Regions from separate parts of the Mus musculus genome. Here region 2 is linked to region 1. The links are chromatin loops, found by intact Hi-C in ENCODE. Cell type or tissue: left cerebral cortex. All regions are shown on one strand. Links, peaks and the distances in the headings refer to the core of each region. The heading gives the core; the rest is flanking DNA.

Region 1 (3,382 bases), core at 288-2,787:
GAGCTCACCAATTCAGCAAGACAATCTGGCCAGGGAGCTCCAGGGATCCTCCAGTCTGCCTTCCCAGTGCTAGGATTACAAATGGGTGCAGCCACACCACACAATTTAGGTGGGTGCTGAGGATCTGACGTCAAGTCCTCATGCTCATTTGTCAAGCACAATACTGTCTGAGCCATGTCCCCAGCTCCTGGAGGGAGTTCCTGGAGACAAAAATTGACAAGCCAGATTTGGGTTCTGTCTTAGTCAGGGTTTCTATTCCTGCACAAACATCATGACCAAGAAGCAAGTTGGGGAGGAAAGGGTTTATTCGGCTTACACTTTCATACTGCTGTTCATCACCAAGGAAGTCAGGACTGGAACTCAAGCAGGTCAGAAAGCAGGAGCTGATGCAGAGGCCATGGTGCAACAGCAGCAACAAAACTTCCCTATGTTCCCTGCCCCACCTCTAGTCACTCCTGCACCAAGAAGACATCAGAACCTGTACTGGCTAGTTTTGTGTCAACTTGACACAGCTGGAGTTATCACAGACAAAGGAGCTTCAGTTGAGGAAATACCTCCATGAGATCCAACTGTAAGGCATTTTCTCAATTAGTGATCAAGGGGGAAAGGGGGAAAGTGTTCATTACTGGCTTGCTTCCCCTGGCTTGCTCAGCCTGCTCTCTTATAGAACCCAAGACTACCAGCCCAGAGATGGTCCCACCCACAAGGGGCCTTTCCTCTTGTTCTGATGTCTTCATGGTGCAGGAGTGACTAGGGGTGGGGCAGGGAACATAGGAAGTTTTGTTGCTGCTGCTGCACCTGTCCTTCTGAGAACAAGTATGGGGTCAAATCACCTATGGGAGATGATAAAGCTCAAGTTGACTGATGGTCTCTGAGGTGAAGTTTGAAGGTTGAAGGAGAAAGAAACATCTCCCACCTCGAACAGTGCATGGACAGAAGTGTACAATCAAGCGATCATGACTGGAAATATGCATTGCTGAACCAAATTGTATAGGTATAGGCATGAGGTCATTCTGGTAGCTAAAGTTGAGGAAAAAGGCCTTAGCCTTAAAGGACTCTGTTCAGAGAAGGATGCAATAGAGAAGGGAAACTTATCAGGACCATCTGGAGTTGGAAAGAAAGCGTTTCCAAGAGAAGCCATTTATTTTGAAGTTGTGGTCAGGCTGTACGGAAGGAGGACTTAGAGGCACAGACCCAGGAACAAGAAATATCCCTGGGTTCAGGAAGACAGACGACAGACAGAATAGTTTCGCAGAAAAGATGGAGTAAGAGACTTGGGGCGACGGATGTCCCTGGCTCTGAGACGCGATTCTCCTACACGACACGCTCGACCAGAACAGGAACCAGCACGGCCTCTTTGGAGGCCATCAACTGGGTCAGACCGAGATCACTGGCAGGCCGGCCTGCAAAGCCCAGCCCACGGGCAGGTTCCTGTCCTGCCTAGGAGGCTAGGTGCATCCCCTGAGTTTAGAACAGAGGAGGCTGGAGTGAGGGGTGGGTCCTCAACAAAGGGAGAGAGCGAAGCTGCGGAAGACAGGAACGGTAACTCAGCTCGCAGGAATCAAGTTCCGTGGGGCTGATCCCCACCCTGCGCCCGAGGGAAATAAAAAATCGCCGTTTCCCTTACCTGACTACGGTTGCCAAGCCCTGGGCCCGCGCGGACGCCCACCGCAAGGGAGGAGCGCCGTGCCCGCTTCGCGCTAAGAAAACGGAGCAGGAGAAACCCAGCCGAAGGAACCCCAACAAGGTCCGCTCTCGCAGTCCCGGAACGTCGTCCGCTACGCCCGCCCCAGATTCAAATACCGAAAGTTGGCGTTCCACAGCCAATCAGCGCGTTGGAGAAGAGGCTTCCGTAGAGCCACCTGTGGCCAATTGCAAGCCATACTGGTCCCGCCCTTCTTGCGCAGGGAGTTCCGCTTCCGGGACTGAGGGCACAGTGGGAGCGTTGGGGCGTATGGGAACTGTGGTCTAGCATCGGGGGCCGAGAGGGCTTGTTGGTAGCCAGTGACTGTGAGAGCCATCATGGCCCAGAAAATCTCATGGTCGGCCGCGAATGCGGTTGGAAACCAGTTCGCCCTGGCTCGGTTTTTCTCAGCTGTTAAATGGACCCAGTTGCAGTGTCTCCTCCGAGCTGTTTGTAAGGGAGAAGTTGAACCCTTACGGGGGGTGTCTGGGCGGCTCACAGCTTGTGGGTCAGCGTAGGGTCCGAGAACTCCCCACTCAGAATGCCGGGGGCGGCCTCGCGAGACTCTGACTCCCAGGGTGCCCTTCGGGTCAACCCAACAGGGAAATTGTCTCCCACAGTGCCCCGCGGGCAGCCTGAGGAGGGGACTCCATTTCCTAGAATGCTTTGCGGGTGCCTGGACAGGAGGCGCTCAGATTCGCAGGATGCCCCGCCAGTAGCCGGACTTGGACTCCGTTTCCCAGAGTGCCCCGCGGGCGATCTGACGGCGGTGGCTGCGGCAACAAACCAACTGTCCAGAACTGGACTCTCCTGCCTCTGCACGGCCCAGTGAGCGGTGGCGGGATGGACAGCCCTGAGGTGACCTTCACGTTGGCCTACCTGGTCTTCGCAGTGTGCTTCGTGTTCACGCCCAACGAGTTCTACTCGGCCGGGCTCACAGTGCAGAATCTGTTGTCGGGCTGGCTGGGCAGCGAGGACGCCGCCTTCGTACCTTACCACCTTCGCCGCACTTCCGCCACACTACTGTGTCACTCACTGCTGCCGTTAGGTGAGCCTCCTGTGTGCCGGCCGGTGGTTGGCGCTTAACCGGGCGCTTGGAGACTCCAAGGGTGAGGAACTGGAGCAGAAGCCGGTCAAGATCATGAACAAGCAAGCGGGATCTCTGCAGCCCTGGCTGTGAGCTGAGCGCTCTAGAGCACCATACGCTCTTCCAGTTGGGAGGCGGCGGCCCTGGCGCTGTCCTGCGAGTGGTGCTCGGGTGGGGCTAAGCTCCAGTCTTTGACATCACTGCGGCTGGAGTGCAGAATCGTTCAGCCTGCTTGCTATGTTGGACGATTTCTATAGGAAAGAGCTCCTGTTGATTTCATTACAACAGGGGTTGGAGAGATCCCAGGGGAAGGTGGGTGTAAGAAGAGCAGGCAGAGATGAAGACGGTCAAGGTTGGGAATGTTAATGGAGCGTTTCCTTTGCCGGGCTAGGTCTATGGCCCTGTCCAAGGCCATGGTATGTGGTGCCCCAAGTGCTAGTGGGACCTCGGAGAGGCCCATCTGTTGGCTGATTGGAGGAAAGGTTGGGGAAACTGCTGGAATATAGCAGTGATTGAAGTCTGGGATCCAGATGAAGGAGACCTTTGGAAGCTACAGGGACAGGGAAAGATAGATCTGGGAGAACACATGTCTGCTTGTCTGTCATACTTGC
Region 2 (3,382 bases), core at 478-2,977, 160 kb before region 1:
TGTATTTGTGTGTGTGTGTGTGTGTGTGTGTGTGTATTACATCGACTTAAGTACCAGAACTTAAAACATGGAAAATATGCCAGTTAAAAGTCTCAGCTTCCTAAGTGAGATGTTTCCTAACTTTCTATAGTGATATCTTATTTCAAATACATAAAATAGAATTAACATCCACACACGATCTTAGAATTAAGTCAATGTCTTTAAAAGTCAAGGCCTTCAAAGTCTTGAATTAAACTGGCAGTACTTAGGAACTTCTCTAACCTAATTCTGAACTCCCGCTGGTCTCTTTACAGGGTCCGTTATAAAATACACACCCCTCCAATTATCTACCTGAAAATGATTCCCGTCAGACCATCCGATTTCATACCGTTTCGTCGTCAATGTCAAACCACGTCCTGAGCTGAGAAGGAAGAAAAGCTCAATGTTGCGACGGGTCCTATGCAACAACCTCATCCATTTTCTTCTCACCGAAACTCAAACCGAACATCTTTTAAATGCCGAGATTTAAAACCAAGGCAGTAGCCAGCCGCTTGGTCGTCACGGTCCGGCTCGCCGCGCCCTGCGCCTTCTAGGCTGAGAGCTGCATCCCAGGCGAGGGAGCGCGCCCTGTGAGGCGCGGCCACAGCCCCGGGCGGGTCCGCGGGTCCAGCCTGCCTCGTCTCCACCTGCGAGGCCCGGCAAGGGCCGGCGACCGCGGCGCCGCGCTGACCAACGGCCGGCGTCCCAAGTGTCAACGCCGGACGCTTCCGCACACAAAAAGCGCCCCTCGGTCCACCCGGCCGCCCCTCCCACCGTGCCACCCGGCCCCGCGCCCTGCGCCGCACAAAGACTTGCTCGGCCCGCCGGGCGCCGCGGGAACAAAGGCGGCCGCCCGCCGGCCGGGCACAGGTGCAGCCCCGGCCAGCGGGCCCAACATGGCCGCGCGCCCGCCGCCCCGTTAGCCGTCGCTGGCCGTGCGCGTCCGACCGGCGCTTCAGGCCCCGTTTTCCCAGCCTTCCGATCCTCCACCCTCGCCTCAGGCCGCGCGTCCTCCTCCGGCCTGTCCCCGGCGCCCGGCCCTCAGCCCCTCAAGCCTCCCCCTCAGCCCTCGGGCCTCGATCTCCCGGCCTCCCGGCCCGGCCTCCCTTCCCCAGCCAGCGGTTAGTTCCCGCGGCGGTTGGCCGGCGGCCCCAGTGACCTACGCTGCAACGCATCCTCCGGCTGCTGTCCGGCAGCGGCTGTCCGGCGACGGCAGCGGCGGCGACAGCGGACGCGAGGCCGCGGAGGGCAGGGAGGCAGGAGGGGGCGGCGGCGGCGGCAGCGGCGGGCGCAGCGCGGCCAGGCCGAGGCTCTCCGCGCGCGGCGCCGACCCCGCCCCCGCGCCTCCCGCCCGCCGCCGCAGCCGCCGGGGCCGCCGCCGCCCCCAGAAGCCGCGGGAAAAGTGCGCTTTGCTGATTGGCTGCCGCCTCAAGTCGCCCGCGGACCGGGCTTTTCAAATCCGCGCCGGGGCCGCGCGCGGAGAGCGGCAGGCGGCGGGCGACAGGGCGCGCGTGGTAGGCAGCGATCCCGAGCGCGGGTGTTGGGGAGCTCGGCGCGCGCCCGCTCCGCTCGCCTCCCGCTCCCGCTCCCGCTGCTCGAGCGGCGCGCGGGCGGCGGCCAGCTCCGCAACCACGGCGAGCCACGGCGCGGTGACGTCACGCCCGCCGCCCAATCGCCGCGCGCGGCCCCGGAGCCCGGCGTGGGCGCGGACGCGGGCACACGGCCTCGGGCAGAAGAAGAGCGCGGGAGGCCGCGGCCCCGCCCAGCGTCCCGGCCTCGAGCTCCAGCGGCTGGCGGGAGCAGCTCGTGGCGCGCCGGAGCCTGCTCGCCTCCCTGCGTGGACAGCTGGACACGGCGGCTTGGAGTCGTCTGCGGGCGGGGCGCGCGTCACTGGTAGCGTTCGCTGGGCGCTCCAGGTTCTGAGACGCCCGGTCGGGCGGGCTGTCAACAGCCCAGGAGAATCACTTGTCAAAGATGAACCGCTTGGTGTCCTGGGAAGGCATCGGGAGGCAGAGTCTCCGGAGATGCGCTAGCTGCTACGGCGGGCGGATCAGAACGCAGCCCCAGCGAGTCGGGGGTAGCTTGCGTGCTTTGCGAAAGCGCGTGCGCGTGGCGCAGAGTCGGAGAAGTGTGATTAGAGACGGGAGAAGGGCGGTGGTCCTGGGAGGTCCCAGTTGCTCTTTATGAGTTAAGTCTCTAACCTTTCAGGAGGCCAGAAATCTGGGCTTTATCTCCTGGAGTTTTCTAGATTAAGCCAGCCACAGAGTGTTCTCAGCCCCCTGAGGACAGCCCCCAGAAGCATCGGAGCATAGGACTGAGGCAGGCTCCCTTTCGGACCACTGACTGCTTGTTGCCCACTGCTCCCTGCTGTCAGCGCTGTGCCTGCCACTGCTTACTGTTGTCAGGTTCAGTGGTGTCCAGACTCCAACTCTGGGTGCTGACCTAGGACTCAGCCCCATCCCTTTGCTGTATTACTAAGGACACTTAGCTTTTCACAGCCCACAGACCTCTACCCCTATTCCTCGGAATGTTCCTAGTCTAGTGCTTTGGATCGAAAGGGGTGAGAAAAAAAAAAAAAAAAAACCTTCAAGCCCAGGCATTGTCCATGAAGGCCTGAAACCCTGAGACTCTTAAGTCCAGGAAAGGCCTGGGGGCAGGATTGCAGAGATGAGCTGGAGCAGACTCAACTGCTTGATACTATCGGGCCAGCCGAAGGCACACTGGCTCCAGAATACTTTCCATCCACACACTATGGTGAGTCAGGCAGGATGTGTGTTACACTGAGATGCTTAGCCAGTGCTTACCACGTGCTCCTGGAACAAACTCCTCTCACAGTCGGGAATAAGTCTCCTCTCTGTCTCACTAGGCCCACTGCCTTATTCCCTCCCCAGCACCTTTCAGATCCCTGCAGCATGTGTGAGATACCATGTAGCTTACTTAATGCCAGATCTGTTTTCCAGAAAACCCTGCAGTTCTGTAAGGAGCGTGTATTTGAATTTTCCTGGATGGTATTTGGCGCTGTTCTCTTCCTGTTCTCTCTGAGCTTTCATAAGCCCACTTCCGTACACAACCTCACCCAGGGGCTCCTGACTATTATGTTCTAGTACTCCCAGGCAGAAAAGGGGCCTGGATGGGACTCCATAGGTAGAATCCTGAGGAGAAAGCAATTCATCCACTAAGGTTTGCATACTTCTCACAGCAGGCTCCCAGACCATCCAAGTCAAGATTTTCAGTCTATAGGTCACTGTTTAGATGCTCTGGCAGTCTCGGAGTTCTGAGACTATCAGAGGAGATACTCTCTTGGAGAGAATTTGGCGGGACTCAAATCCCAGGTGGACCCTGAGTGGAACAGCAACAGCACAGC

What was found. A loop is a pair of places that touch in the nucleus more often than their neighbours do. Peaks named below come from ENCODE experiments on the same cell type or tissue, not always from the same donor. Only the 100,000 strongest peaks of a DNase experiment are listed, where the experiment ranks them.
Region 2: it touches region 1 in a loop (9-fold over the local background); 2 of 42 quality-filtered maps call a loop at or near these places.

The regions. Positions count from the first base shown.
Region 1 is chr5:33,656,973-33,660,354 of GRCm38, reverse strand. It overlaps Tmem129 (transmembrane protein 129), which reads left to right and starts at 2,378. Exons shown (of 4, transcript NM_026698.3): 1 at 2,378-2,732. The coding sequence starts at 2,528. It overlaps Tacc3 (transforming, acidic coiled-coil containing protein 3), which reads right to left and starts at 2,227. Exons shown (of 15, transcript NM_001040435.3): 1 at 1,628-2,227. In left cerebral cortex, for the core only: a CTCF peak has its summit at 1,767; DNase peaks (open chromatin) are centred at 1,931 and 2,329; H3K4me3 peaks cover 1,548 bases; H3K27ac peaks cover 913 bases.
Region 2 is chr5:33,818,677-33,822,058 of GRCm38, reverse strand. It overlaps Gm52782, which reads left to right. Exons shown (of 2, transcript XM_030254959.1): 2 at 573-1,195. The coding sequence ends at 941. It also overlaps a transcript of Nsd2 not described here. Among named protein-coding and RNA genes, the nearest start is that of Gm52782, 5.7 kb to the left of the region's middle. In left cerebral cortex, for the core only: CTCF peaks have their summits at 1,488 and 2,028; DNase peaks (open chromatin) are centred at 1,553, 2,046, 2,363, 2,802 and 2 more places; H3K4me3 peaks cover 2,125 bases; H3K27ac peaks cover 1,751 bases.